2 separate regions of the Homo sapiens genome follow, and region 2 is linked to region 1. Evidence: chromatin loops called from intact Hi-C (ENCODE). Cell type or tissue: PC-3. All regions are shown on one strand. Links, peaks and the distances in the headings refer to the core of each region. The heading gives the core; the rest is flanking DNA.

Region 1 (7,863 bases), core at 2,243-4,742:
GGTTGCCACATGACCACTTGCCAGGCTGGGTGCAGGCACATACATGCTCAGAGTGCTTGCTGGCTGTGAAGCACAGGTATGTGTTGGTAACATGGCTAGTGGCTGTTTGGAAGCTTCCCTGCTGTGCATATCTGCCTGTTCCCTGAGATAGTGGTGTGCCATGTGAGTTTGGACACTGGGGTCTTGGTCATTATGACATGCCTATGCTCTAGGTAGCTGAGTTTGTGGTGGTGCAAGCATTCATGTGAACATAGTGGAATGAGAGCAGGGCCTCAGGGATGGAGACAGTCAGTTGCTATTGGCTCCTACTAGTGGGTCTGGTTTTAAGAAGCCATTGAGCTCTATCATCTTAGGCCTTAAGGGTGGGAGGTGTTCAAGGTGGGCTCCTACTGTGAGGCAGTGCAGCTGTACAAACTTCTGGCTAATCTCCAAACTGGATTCAAAACCTATAAGGACCAGGAGACTCTCCTGCAGCAAGGATTTCTGGCATGTGTGGTAATAATTGGGACTGCTGGGGATTTAGAGCTTACCTTTACCCCATAAGAAGAAGTCTCCCTGACTCTGAGCTAATTCTGGTGAAGATGACATTGTGGCAGAAGTGGATTACTTGCTCTCCTCTCTATGGTGCTATTCTCGCCTTCTGTGCTTCACAGGGATGTTGCCACTGCCAGGGTGCTCTCCAGCATACTTCCTCAGTCACTCCAGTCAAATTATAGATGTTTATTCACTGTTTTGATCCCTTTTAGTTGGGGGAACAAGCACCAGGTAACTATAGTCAGTCATCTTTCTAACTTCACTTGGACAGGTATTTTAATTATGTGCAATTTCCAGATTGACTTCCTCTTTTATTCAGGATTACTTTAAATGATAATTTTATGTTTATAAGTGGATGGGATTTTTTATTTGCTATTCTTTTATTATTAATTTGTAATTCAATATTATTCAATATTGAAAATTTTCAATATTATTCAATATTGAAAATTTTCAATATTATTCAATATTGAAAATTTTCAATATTGAAAAATTTCAATATTATTGAAATTTTCAGAATTCAATATTCAATTTAATAGTTCAATACTATTAATTTTTTGGTTTTGTGATCATATAATGTAACAAGTATGAATTCAGATTTGTGTAATGTTTGAGACTTTATTTTAGATCTAGGACATAAACACTTTAGGTCTAGGTCATAGATGACCTTTTACAAATATTCTGTATGTTTATTTTTAATGCGCTATCACTGTGGTGTAGGATGTCATGTATCTAATCTGTTTAATCAAATGTACATATATACTACATAAAAAGGTTGTTCATTGTGTTTTTAAAATTTGCCCTAGGCATTGGTTTGCTGGAGCCAGCTCTAATTGGCTCATTAGGGCCAATGGTTAAATAGTTAGGAATTTTATGAGCCAGCTTTTAAGCCATTGGTATTTTGAAGTCAGTATAGTGAGGTTTTTATACAACAAAAATTGGGAAATGCTACAAAACAACGATTTTTTTTTTGAGAGCTAGTTTACTGGCATATCAATGCTAGCCTTACTGATTTCTGTATATGTTTAAATTTCTAAAAACTATGTTAAAATATTTGATAACTTATTTTTCATATTCATTTTTCTCTATATAATTTGAAGCTATACTGTTAGGTACATAAACATTCATAACTATTATATCTTCTGAGAGGGTTTTATTTATTTATTTTCTCAACTTTTATTTTAGGTTCAGGGTGTATATGTGCAGGTTGGTTACATGGGTGAATTGTGTGTTGCTGAGGTTTGGTGTATGAATGATGCCATCACCCAGGTAGTGAGCACAGTAATCAATGAGTAGTTTTTCAACCCTTGTTCTCCTCCCACCCTCCCCCCACACTAACTCAGTGTCCAGTTTCTGTTTACCCCAACTTATAAGTGAGAAGATGCAGTATTTGATTTTCAACAGAAAATCACTAAAAATCATTATTTTGCCTATGATAATGGCTTCCAGCTGCATCCAAGCTGCTGCAAAGGATATGATTTCCTTCTTTTTATGACTGCATAGTATTCCAAGGTGTATATATACCACATTTTAAAAAATTCAGTCTACTGTTAATGTGGAATTACTGCAGGGCCTCAGCAATGGAGACAGTTATTGGCCCCTGGGGCAGGATACCCTCTATTAGTGGGTCTGGTATCAAGAAACCATTGAGCTGTATAATCTTAGGTCTTAGGGGTGGGAGGTGTTCAAGAGCCAGTGTTAATGGACATTCTCAGAGAGTTTTAACTTTTATCCATGTGCATTATCCATTATATTGTTTAGTACTTCTCACTTGAGTTCTACTTTTTCTCTATTCTTGTTACTACAGTCATATTTACTTGGCATATCTTTTTTTTGTAATTTTTAAGCATTTCGTATCATTTTATTTTTGTTTCATTTCTTATAAACTCATTTTAAAATTTATCTCTGTGTCTACTTTTTAACTAATGTTAGTATCCATCTCTTAGTAAGGAAATATAGTTTATTTACATCTTTGCTTGCATGAGTGAATGATTACTGGTATGTTTAGACTTACTACTGCCACATTGTTTTTTCTGTATATTTTTACTGCACTTTCTTTTTTTTCTTCTCTCTTTCTGCCTGTCCCCACTACCTCTACTACTATTACAACCTTCTGTTAGATTCTTTGAGTTTTGTTTGTTCATTTTATTTTATTTTGGTTTGGAAATTATACATGTCTGGCTTGGGTTTTTTTTTCATAGTTAAATTTTCTCTTGACTTTTTGCAATTAATTAGCATAAGTGTATTTCAAATTATCACAAATAAAATAATCATCAGAGTATGAGTTTACTTCCTCCTCTTCCTTTTCCTACACCATTTCCCCCAGGGAGAGTATCCATGATTTTCCTTGCACATTGCTACTTGTAAAAGTACATGGCTAAATCACTAGTTTCCTAGCATTGCGACTGATGATACAGTGACTGAAAAGGAGGATGAGATAATTTTTTATAATTACAAATATTTTCTATATCATGGTTGTGGTAGTAATTTCATGAGTGTATAGTGTCATCAGAACTGTATACTGTATGCTTAAAACAAGTGTATATTTTATTATCTTAAAATTGTATCTCAATAAAGTTTATTTAAAAGTATGGTACAGAATGTCAGACAGAGCAAGAAATAATTAGCAGGATGTAGAGAAAGCCCATTGCAAGTTACATCTTATGAAATTATACTGGCATGGTTTTTCCAGAAATACTTAGCAGTTTGGAACTTGAAATTGGCGAGATGAATGTAGCAGAAAGATGAAATGTGGGGTAAAATTAGTGTGCTATTTAGGATAGTATTTATTACAGTGACTGGCTGGGCCACCTTCTGGTTAGGGAAGCTAGTGCAGCTAAGATGCTGATAGTTGTGAGAATAAGGACAATCTGTTTATAATATAAACAAATTAAAAATCAAATCCAGTAATTATGTCATATGTGCTTTTTATATGCTTAGCATGCTTATAGGTGTTGTAGGTACAGTAACTAGTAAGATACACAAGGTTTCTGACCACAAGAATTTCACATTTTTGCAAAATGAATGATGTCAAAAATGTACTTTAATGAATTGCCATTAGTTATTTAGACTCAAATATAAATGTTACTAATTCTGCATACTTATATCCCACATCTTTTTTGAATAACTTTTTAATTTATCTGGAATGCATTTTTTACTTAATTATTTCATAGACATTCTGTGGGTCTTATATTTTCTAAGATGTGCTATGAAAGAATGTTTTTGCCCTCCTTTTCAAATACTAATAGCTTTCTAGGTTCAAACTCATTCTCACTTAGAACCTTGAAGATGAATTCTCTTGTCTTGTAAGTACCATGATCAGATTCATTCTGATTTTTGTCCTTAAATAGCTTTCTATTAGCATGTGTTTCATTATCCTGGAATTAGGAAATTCAATTTAAAATTGCTGTGTTTTTCAATTATCCCTTTTATGCCCTGTCAATGTGAAAGCTTGTGTTCTACTTCAGCTCTGTAAACTTTTCTTTTATGACTGTTTTGATTGTTTCATTCTGTCTGTTGTCTCTTTGCTGTCTGTTTATGGAACTCCTTTTGGATACTATGTTGGAATTTCTACACCTATCTATCTGATAATTTCCAACTTTTTCTTCTTCTGTACTATGGTTTGGGATAATTTCTTCACCTTAGTGAGTGTTTGAATGAAGTGCTTTTGAAAACTGACTAGAGGAACAGATATCATTGATTGTTTCCGGACAGTAGGTTAAATATATTTTTGCTGCCCTGAGGAAGCTGTCCATTGTTCCTGCCCTGGAGAATTATACTAGCTGGGATTTTTCAAAAACATTTATACCAAACATTTTCAAAAACATTTGCACCAAGTGACAATAGCCCATGAACATAGTGCTACAGAAAACTATGATCAGAGAGTGGTAAGAGATCTACCATATATCCCCTCCAGCTACATAAATGAATATCCCTTGTTTACCTTAAACAATAAGCTACCTGAGGTGTTTCTATATTTATTTTATATATTTCTATAAATAAATATATTGTTTAAATATATATTAAATATTGTTTAAATATATATTTCTATATATAAATATATTGTTTAAATATAGTGTTTCTATATTTACCCACTATCTGTTTAATTAATGCTTTTTGATAGTGATTGAAACTAAGATGTCCAAATCTTACTGCTACCTCTGTCCCTGGCAGCTCAAAAAATATTTATATAGATTATTGTTTGCTTTGGAAACATTTCAATATAATTAACCAATTTGTCTTATTTTAAGCATTCCAAAGAACTTAAAGGTGTTTCATTAAAAAAGATACATATATTTATATACCTTTGTATGAAGTAGTTACCTAATCATTTTTTTTTGTTTTGATAAGCTGAAATTTATAGGCCTTATAAACATATTGTGTAGCCTTATAAGAGAATTAATACCAACCTCAGGTCTTATATTTGTATGAATGAATTTTTAAAAATCATTATAGTAACCCAAGTTATTATAGTTTGTATTGGGGCTTATTTAGCCTTGATATTGAATACAGATTAAGTTTGAGGACATTTCTTATTTGAAAATCTCATATTGGTGTCAATTTAAAACAGTTTGAAAGCAATTGCTGAAAATGTCTTAGTGCGATTAATGATAGGAAGATTGGAGATGTTTAAAGATATCACTTTCTCAGCTGTACTTAAATTAGGACTGAAGAGATCTGTAGCGGTCAAAAGCTGGCAAACCAACTGTTTATTTATCAAAACCGACTAGTTATTTATCAAAGCAGGTGGTTGGTGATTCAAATCCATCAACCACCTGTTTTTATAAATAAAGTTGTATTGGAACACAGCCATACCCATTTGTTTATGTGTTGTCTATAGCTGCTCTTACACTACAGTGGATGAGTTAATCACTGGCAACAAAGTCTACAAGACTTGCAAAGCATAAAACATTATCTGGCCCTCTACACAAAGTGTTAACCAGTTGCTGCTTTAAACAACGGTGACAGTTTTGTGGAGTCTTACTGACCACTACTTTCATACTGTTAGGAAAATGGCTCACAGTCATCTGAAAACACACTATACTTGGTTGCATATGGCCTTGCTTGGGTTCTGCCTTCTGCCTCAATGCTGTTTTTCTCCTTTCACTCATGCCTAGAATATATCCAACCTTCAAGGTATGATTCACGTAACACTACCTTTATGAAGTCCTATCATAAAGAAATGAAGTAAAATTTCCTGGACAAATCTCCCAATCGCTCCCTTACATATAGTTTGAAATCCCTTGCCCCTCTCTTCCTTGTACTTGCTTGGTATACACATAACATGTTTAAATCCAGTTCTGTACCTATTCCAGGCTTTCTTTCCCTTTCAGCTTACTGTGGCTGGAGAAAACACATACCACCCTAATGACTAATCTCACTCCACAACCATTCACAACATTGATCCTTCAAAAGGTCAGGCTCTCATACTATTCTCCCAGTTACCTAAATGGCTATTTTGTGTGTCCTCTTCCCTCTCCTCCTCCTCCTGTCCCCATCCTCCTCCTGTCCCCATCCTCCTCCAATCTTCACTTTCTGCTCATGTCTTTTTATTTTAATTCACTGAGAAAATGGAAGTAATAGTAGAAAACTTACACCTACCTACCAGCCCCATCCCCCTTATAACTCAGCATTCCTTCCCGTGACAGTAGATGACTCAGCCCTCGCCCCCTCTTGGAGGTGAGCTAACATCCTCATCTTCACTTGCTTATTAGAGAACATTACTCTGGCACTTCCCACCCCCTCCAAAATCCTTAATTCCCCCTCTCTAATAAGTCAGTCCCATCAGCATGCAAACATGTTGTTATTTCCACCACTTACCACCTGCAACAACCCCCTTTCCTTCCTCCCTTTTGGAGCAGGATTCTTAAAAACATTGCCTGCACTAGCATCTTAAAAACCTTTTCTTGCTACTTTCTTGTCAGCCATCCCAGGCAGGCTTCTGCCTCCATCTAACCCCTAAAAGTGCTATTGTCAGAGTCATCTGACATGACCTCCGGGTTGCCAAGCCCACTGGTCAGTGCTGAAACTGTGTCTTGCTTGGCCTGTCAGTGCATTTGATGTGTCCATCATTCCCTTTTGCTGGATATACTTCCCTTGACTGACTTCTAGAATATGATACTCTTCATTTTCCCCTTATTCAGTAGTCATTCCTTTTGATTTTTCTTTCCTGGTCCTTCTTTTATAATCCTTGACCTAATTAATACTGAAGTATCCCATGCTCAGGTTTTGGTCCTTTTCTCTACCTACATCACTCCCTCATGAGCACTCTGATGAGTTGCATATCTATTTCCAGTTCAGACACATTCCTGAACTCGAGATTTATGTATCCAATGGCATATTTGATATTTCCTTGTGCATATCTAATGAGCCTTTCAAACTCAGCATGTCCAGAACTGAAACTCCTGACCTGTCCCCTCTCCTCAAGGCATCAGCTGTGTCCAAGGCTTGCTTTTTTCAGTTGATGTCAGCTCCATCTTCTCAGGTGTTCAGAGGAAAAGACTCAGAGTCATTCTCATTCTCTTTTTCCTCCTGTACCCTGCAATCTGTCTGGAAATTATATTAGTCCTATCATAAAAAATGATTCCAGACTCTAACCACATGTATCTATCTCCACTGCTACCCCAAGCAGATTCAGGTCCTCCTCTCCTCCACCTTTCTGACCTCATCTCAGACTACTCTTGCCCTTGCTCATTCCACTGGCTTCTTTTCTGTCCCTTAGACTCATAGCCACACAGTTGCCTCTGCCCTAGCTATTCCCTCTGCTTCAAATAGTCTTCACTGAGATACCACCGGGGCTCACACCCTTTCTATCTTTACCCTGACTACCCAAAATTTCAACCTCACCCTTCTTACCTTGTTTCCTTTTTCCTAGATAATTTTTCACTCTCTAATAAAATACATAATTATAATAACTTATTTGTGCATTTTCTATATGGTTCATCTTTCTTTCTGAAATCAAGATTGTGTTCTGCCATCATTGATGTATTCCAAGGTCATAAAAAATGCCTAGCCCATAATAAATATTCAGTGAATATTTACTAAATGAATCAAGGAAAGTGATGTTGTCTTATAGTCTCTATATTCTATTCAGTCTCGGCTTGTCTTTTCTAGTGGTTTGAATGAATGGATGATGCATTTAACCCAGAAAACCAATACTTGTAAATCTTTTATTCTTGTATGTTTAATTAATTTTAAATGTGTGATTAGACAAGTTAATAAGCAGAACAAAACATCAAGTATGTTAGATCATCTTTCCTCACTGGGAAGAACTATAATATTGGTATAGAATGTAAGATGTTTACAGTTATTTTCACAAGCAATGATTTGCTT
Region 2 (7,863 bases), core at 3,351-5,850, 170 kb before region 1:
AATAATAAGACCTGAAAGTCAAAATTATGCCTGGATTCCTAGGCTGCAGAATGGGTATTGTGTTACAAGGCATGAAAACAATATGAATCACTTTGTTTATTTTCATCAGAGCTCTTGAGTGACCAGGTGCATTGTCAATGAGCAGCAATATTTTGAAAGGAATATTTTTCTTTTCTGAGCAGTAGGTCTCAACAGTGAGCAAAACGGTCAGCAAACCATGCTGTAAACAGATACGTGCTGTCATCAGTGCTTTGTTGTTCCATCTATAGAACACAGGCAGAAAATATTTAGCATAATTCTAAAGGGCCCTCATATTTTCAGAATGTTAAATTAGCTTCAGCTTCAACTGAAAATCACCAACTACATTAAGCCCCCAACAAGAAATTCAGCCTATCCTTTGAAGCTTTGAAGACCTGCATTGACTTCTCTCTAGTTATGAAAGTCCCAGAGAGCATCGTCTTCCAACAAAAAGCTGTTTCATCTACATTGAAAGTCTGTTGGTTAGTGTAGCCAGTTTTATCAATTACGCTAGCTAGATCTTTTGGATAACTTACTGCAGCTTTTTCATCAGCATTTGCTGTTTCAACTTGCATTTTTATGTTGTACAGACAGTTTTTTTCCTATTTTTATTTTTTAGACCGAGTCTCACCCTGTCACCTAGGCTGGAGTGCAGTGGTGCGATCTCGGCTCACTACAATCTCCACCTCCTGGGCTCAACTGATTCAAGCGATTCTCTTGCCTCAGCCCCCTGAGTAGCTGGCTAATTTTCGTATTTTTAGTAGAGATGGAATTTCACCACATAGGCCAGGCTGGTCTGGAAGTCCTGGCCTCAAGTGACCCACCCGCCTTGGCCTCCCAAAGTTCTGGGATTACGAGCATGAGGCACCATGCCCAGCTGACAGCTTCTTTTCTTAAACCTCATGAACCAGCCTCTGCTAGCTTTAAACTTTTCTTCTGCAGCTTCCTCACCTCTCCCAACCTTCATAGACTTGAAAAGAGCTAGGACTTTGCTCTGGATTAGGCTTTGGCTGGTTTGATCTATCCAGACTACTCAAATTTTCTCCCTATCAGCAATAAGGCTATTTTGATTTCCTATCATTCGTGTGTTCACTGGAGTAGTACTTTTAATTCCTTCTAGAACATTTTCTTTGCATTCACAACTTGGCTAACTGTTTGGTGTGAAAGGCCTAGCTTTCAGTCTATCTTAGGATTTCTACCTGCCTTCTTCACTAAACATAATCATTTCTAGCTTTTGATTTAAAGTAAGAGACATGTGACTCTTCCTTTTACTTGAACACTTAGAAGCCATTGTGTGGTTGTTAATTGGCCTAATTTCAATATTGTTATGTCTCAGGGATAGTAAGACCTGAATTGAGGCAGAGAGATATGGGAATTGCCTGTGGATAGAGCAATCAGAATACATGCATTTATCAATTAAGTTTGCTATCTTATATGGGTGTAACTTGTTGTGCCCCTAACAATCACAATAGTAACATCAAAGGTCATTCATCACAGAACCCTGTAACAGATATAATAATTTAAAAAATTAAAATATTGTGAAAATTACCAAAATATAATTCAGAGACATGAAGTGAGCACATGCTATTGGAAAAATTATGCTGAATAAACTTAGTCAGTGCAGGATTGTCACAAACCTTCAATTCATAAAAAAAAAACAAAAAAGTAACAACTGAAGCAATATTAAAGAAAAATCCCGATAAAATGAGGTATGTCTATATTGAAAACTATAAAATATTGAGAAAAACTATAGGAGACACAAACTAAGAGAAAGGTATCCTGTGTTTGTGGACTGAAAGACCTCATATTGTTAAAATGTCCATATGACCTGAAGTGATCTACAGAGTTAATGAACTTTCTATAAAAATTCTAATGACTTTTTTAATATAAATAGATAAACAGTCCTAAATTTATGTGGAACTACAAATGACCATGAATACTCAAATCATTCTTGAGAAATAAGAACAAAATAAGATGCATCAGAGTTCTTGATTTCAAACTATATTACAAAGCTACAATAATCAAAACAATATGGCATGGCCATAAAGACAGATATATAGATCAATGGAACAGAATAGGAATCCCAGAGATAAATCTATGTATACATGATCAACTGCATTTCAAAAAGGATGCCAAAAATACACAATGGGGAAAGAATTGTCTCTTTAATAAGCGGTGTTGGGAAAACTGAATATCCATATGCCAAGAATGAAATTGGAATCTTACTTTACACCATCCACAAAAATCAACTCAAAACTGATTACAGATTTAAACGTAAGACCTGACGCTATAAGACATCTAGAAGAAACACAAGGGAAAAGCCTCACGACTTGGTCTTGGCAATGATTTTCATAGATAAAACACCAAAAGCACAGGCAATAAAAGCAAAAAATAGACAGATGGAATTATGTCAAATGAAGAAGCTTCTGCACAGCTAAGGAAACAACAGAGTAAAGTGTCAACCCGTGGAATGAGAGAAAATGTTTGCTAATCATATATTTGATAATGGGTTAATCTCCGAGATATATAAGGAACTCCTACAACTCAATAGCAAAACAAATGTAATAACCCAATTAAAAAATGGGATAAGGACCTAACTGATATTTCTCCAAATAAGACATATAAATGGCCAACAGGTATATTAAAAATCTTCAATGTCACTAATATTCAGAGAAATGCAAATCAAAACCACAATGATGTATCACCTCATACCTGTCAGGATGGCTGTTATCAAAAAAACAAAGGACAACAAGTGTTGGGGAAAACGTGGAGAAATTGGAATCTGGGTGCATTATTGCTGGGGATGTAAAATGTTACAACCACTATGAAAAATAATACAGTTTCATTAAAAAATTGAAAAAGAACTACCATATAATCTAGCAATCCCACTTCTAGTATTTATCCAAAAGAATTAAAATCAGGACCTAGAAGAGATATTAACACTCTCATGTTCATTATAGCACTATTCACAATAGCCAAGATGTGAAAACAATCTAAATGTTCATCAGTAGATGAATGGATGAAGAAAACAGGGTATATACATAGGAGGGCATATTATTCAGCCTAAAAAAGAATGATATTTGGCAATATGGAACAGCATGAATGAATATGGAGACTATTATGCTAACTGAAATAAGCCAATCACAAAAAGGCAAATACTTCATAATTCACTTACATGATGTAACTGTAATATTAAAAGTCATAGAATTGAAGAGTGGAATGATGATTAGCAGAGGCTGAAGGAGGGGTAAATGAGGAGTTACCAATCAACTTGCGTAAATTTTCACTTAAGCAAGATAAATAAGTTGATTATTGATTAGCTGAGAGCTACATAATGTTGTACCTATCGTCATCAATAGTGTATCAATAATGTATTGTACACTTAAATTTTGTTTTGTTTTGTTTTGTAGATGGAGTCTCGCTCTGTGGCCCAGGCTGGAGTGCAGTGGCATGATCTCGGCTCGTTGCAACCTCTGCCTCCTGGGTTCAAGCGAGTCTCCTGCCTCAGCTTCCCCAGTAGCTGGGACTATGGATGCATGTCACCAAGCCCAGCTAATTTTTTTTATTTTCAGTAGAGATGGGGTTTCATCATGTTGGCCAGGATGGACTCCATCTCCTGACCTCGGTACACTTAAAATTTTAAGAAGGTAGATATTGGCCAGGCACAGTCACTCACACCTGTAATCCCAGCACTTTGGGAGGCCGAGGAGGGTGGATCACTTGAGCTTAGGAGTTTGAGACCAGCCTGGGCAATATGATGAAACCCTGTCTCTACTAAAAATACAAAAATTAGCCAGGCGTGGTGGCACAAGCCTGTAGTCCCAGCTTCTCAGGTGGCTGGGATGGGAGAATCTCTTGAACCCCAGAGGCAGAGGCTGCAGTGAGCTGAGATCATGCCACTGAATCCAGACAGAGTGAGACCCTGTCTCCAAAAAGAAAGAAAGAAAAAAAGAAAGAAAGAAAAGAAAAGAAAGTAGACATTGTGTTAGGTGTTTTATTGCCACAATAAAATAAAATAATTTAAATTTAAGATAGAATTATCATATGATTCAGCAATTCTACTCCTATGACTATACCCAAAAGAATTGAAAACAGTTATTCAAGCAAATGCTTGTACAGAAAACTTTATAACATCACTGCTCAAATAGTCAAGAGGTGGAAACAACTCAAATGTTTATTAGTTTATGGATGGGTAAACAAAATGTGGTGTGTCTATATAATGGAATAACATTTTATCTTTTTTTTTTTTTTTTTTTGAGACGGAGTCTTGCTCTGTCGCCCAGACTGGAGTGCAGTGGCGGGATCTCGGCTCACTGCAAGCTCCGCATTCACGTCATTTTCCTGCCTCAGCCTCCCCAATAGCTGGGACTACAGATGCCCGCCACCACGCCCAGCTAATTTTTTGTATTTTTAGTAGAGATGGAGTTTCACCGTGTTAGCCAGGATGGTCTCAATCTCCTGACCTCGTGATCCACCCGCCTCAGCCTCCCAAAGTGCTGGGATTACAGGCATGAGCCACCACGCCCAGCCATAACATTCTATCTTTCAAAGGAAAGAAGGAAATACTTCTACATGACACAAAGTGGATAAACTTTGAAAATATTATACTAAGTGAAAGGAAAGGTCACATATTCTATGATTTCATTTATAGGGAATGTCCAGAACCAGTAAATACATAGCAACAGAAAGCACATTAGTAGTTGCCAGGAACTGGGGGAGTGGGAGTGGAAGTGACTGCTTAATGGGAGTGAGGTTTTCTTTTGGGGTGATGAATAGATGTGATGGTTGCACAAAATTGTGACGGTATTAAATGCCACTGAATTATATCCTTTAAAATGATTAATTTTATGTTATACAAATTTTACTTCAATAGAAATTAAATAAATAAAGGAGAACACATTCCAGAAAAGTATGGGTGCCAAGGTGATTCAAGAATGTAGCTCTGAGATCTTTCAGTTCAGAAAAAGGTATTCCAGTCAGAAGACTAAAGCCAGAATACTCAAGGGGAAATAGTGGACTAAAGGTACTAGGGTAAGGATTTTATAGCATGAGGAAGAGAATGCTTTGTTATGAGTAGATATTCCAAGTTCTCAGGAAAGGAGAGGATTGATAGTATAAAAAGAGCTATTATGGCTATATTATTTTTAGAGCTGCCTGTTATTCATTTTTTTTAAGGTACAGAACTTTCTCGTAGCAATGAACCTCTCAGGGGTAGGTGCTTATAAGATGCCTTCTGGTTAACTTTGAAAAACATATGGTAATATCATATCTAGATATCTTCTTTCCACCCCTATTTCTCCCACCAAGACAACCCCTTTCCCCCAAAATATGGTAGTATGTTTTCTCTGAATATTTTTGATTGACAGCTACAGCAAGCGACTCTCTGAAGGCTTGGTCAGAGCAGCTGTAATGTCATTCAACCAGGACTGATGAAAGAAAGCCCACATGTCACTGTTTATTGAGTATTGAGTTTAATTGTCCCTGTAAAGACTTCAAATCTTCCCTCTGTAAACATACAGTTACAGGATTTTGAAGTTCATACACACACACACACACACACACACACACACACACACACACCACTTAGTAATACAGTGTTTTAAGACATTTTTTGCCCCTATGCCCTCATTTTACAAATCTGAAAACAGACTTAGTGAGAAGAATTAGCCTAGAAGTTAGTGAGGAGAAGAACCAGCTTTTGGTTATTAAGCCCTGGGTCCTTTCACCTCCACAAAGATGCTTCACAGAGGTGTAAAGTGTCTTAGTCTCAATGGTCTTATACGGCGTTCAATCACATGAGACTCAAGAGGAGCAGTCACCTCAGTAATCTTAATTTTCTCTGTGCTTTCCTTCTGCTAGAAATCTTGGCCCTCCATCATAGAATTATCTGGAAAAGCCCAGGGGAGTTGAAATACTGACTCAGTGCAATTCTATTTTTAGACACAGACTTAATGGTTGACTCCCATTGAAATAACTGAAATACAGAATTGAAGCTTACTGCTTCAGAGTACTAAAAAAACTTTGTGTTTTGGGGGTTAGTTAAGAGTATTGAATATTCTCTGTGGTCAAGGGGCAGGGTTGCTTTTTGTGTGTGTCTTCTGTGCCTAAAATGGTATTTGGCATTTAGTAGAAGTTCAGTTCACATTAGCTGATGGAGAAAGGCCCACTAGTCTATTCTTATCCTTTAGTACAGCGGTCCTCAACCTTTTTGGCACCAGGGATGAGTTTCATGGAAGACCATTTTTAGATGAATGGGGGGGGGGTGGCTTCGGGATGAAACTGTTCCACCCCAGATCATCAAGCATTAGATTCTTATAAGGAGTGCACAACCTAGATCACTCACGTGTGCAGTTCACAGTAGGATTCTCACTCCTGTAAGAAATCTAATGCCTCCACTGATCTGAGAGGAGGCGGCAGAGCTCAGGTGGCAATGCTCACTCACCTGCTGCTCACCTCCTGCTGTGGGCCCAGTCCCTAATGATACCGGTCTGTGGCCCAGGGGCTGGGAACCCCTGCTTTAGTAAGCTCACTCTGACAAGCCGTGTCTTAATGAAAGGCAGTGTGGATAGCTGTTGAGGATGTGGATTTTGCCCAGTTTTAAAGCCCAGGCCTGACACTTCTTATCTTAGTTATTTATTCATCTGCATGTCTGTAAAATCATTATAATAACAATACCTGCATATAGGGTTACATGACTATGAGGATTAGATGATTTTATCTAATTAAAATAGTGTCTGGCACTTAATAAGCACTGTGTGTCTGCAGTTATTATTATAAATATGAGTCCTAGGGTCATACTACAGAAGTTAGTCATGGTTTAACAGATACTACACGTAAAGGATTATGTGAGTTCATAAGAGACAATGTGCACATTTATACAAGTATATAAAGTTGGGGTTTATCACCATAAAGATGTTTTATGAAATTATTTTGCAGTTATCTGTCCTTTTAAAAATTGCTTCCCTCTTATCTCTACCAAAGAAAACTGTTCAGTAAAAGTTTATGATTAGGTTCTCATAATCTATCGTAATATTCAGTTGATTAAGACAAGATAAGTCTCAGTAAGGCAATATTCTGTAAGGGAGATGGCTTTCCTGATTTTTGTAGGCTGTGCAGATACAATATATAATGACTGCAAAAGTTTGCTAGAGCCTGCCAAACACAGGTGCTTCTCTAAACAATACTAGGAGAAGATATTTACTCAAACAAAAAAGGCTTTAAGACTGACTCATGGAGTATACTACCCATTATGAAATATATAGTAGCTTACTCATAAATTATAAGTCTCTATTATGTACTCAATATATATGTCCTTATTAAATGAATAGCATGGTATAGAAAAAGCTGGTGAAAATCTTTACCCTACAGTATGGATTTTTCTTGTTTAAGTTTTTCTATTTATGTATTAGTTTATTCTGAGATGCTACTTCCTAATATCAGAGTTCTTATTTCCTTCCATTTAAAGAAAATTCTTAGTTCATAGATCTGTAATTGCTCAAAATGTTATGTGTGGAGTTTTTACTAAGTTTGCTCATGTAGTTTGTGCGATAAGCTGGGTTCCCATTCCTGCTTCAAGCTACTTCCCTTCCACCTACCCGGGTTCCATGGGTTTGCTACAACTTCCTAGTCCTTTGTTAAAAGGAATGGCTAATTGGGACAAACTGAAAATGAACTGCCAGCTCCATTTAGAAAGGACCATGGTGCCAGGATGAACTTTATGTGACTATCATACATGCTCCAGATTGCAGCAATTTGAGGATCTTAAGCATTTCACCATTTTATGATCAATATCAATGTGGTGCTCTAGAGTCAACTTGCCATTTGAAAGAGGAACATGAGCTTCCT

Evidence for each region. Peaks named below come from ENCODE experiments on the same cell type or tissue, not always from the same donor. Only the 100,000 strongest peaks of a DNase experiment are listed, where the experiment ranks them.
Region 2: it touches region 1 in a loop (2.0-fold over the local background); 2 of 110 quality-filtered maps call a loop at or near these places.

What each region holds. Positions count from the first base shown.
Region 1 is chr4:141,708,073-141,715,935 of GRCh38, forward strand. All of the region lies in intron 2 of IL15 (interleukin 15), which reads left to right. Among named protein-coding and RNA genes, the nearest start is that of IL15, 75 kb to the left of the region's middle. In PC-3, for the core only: a CTCF peak has its summit at 3,338 (motif pointing left); no DNase peak of the experiment used is centred there.
Region 2 is chr4:141,536,133-141,543,995 of GRCh38, forward strand. No RefSeq gene overlaps it. Among named protein-coding and RNA genes, the nearest start is that of LINC02276, 37 kb to the right of the region's middle. In PC-3, for the core only: no CTCF peak of the experiment used is centred there; a DNase peak (open chromatin) is centred at 4,699; H3K27ac peaks cover 2,138 bases.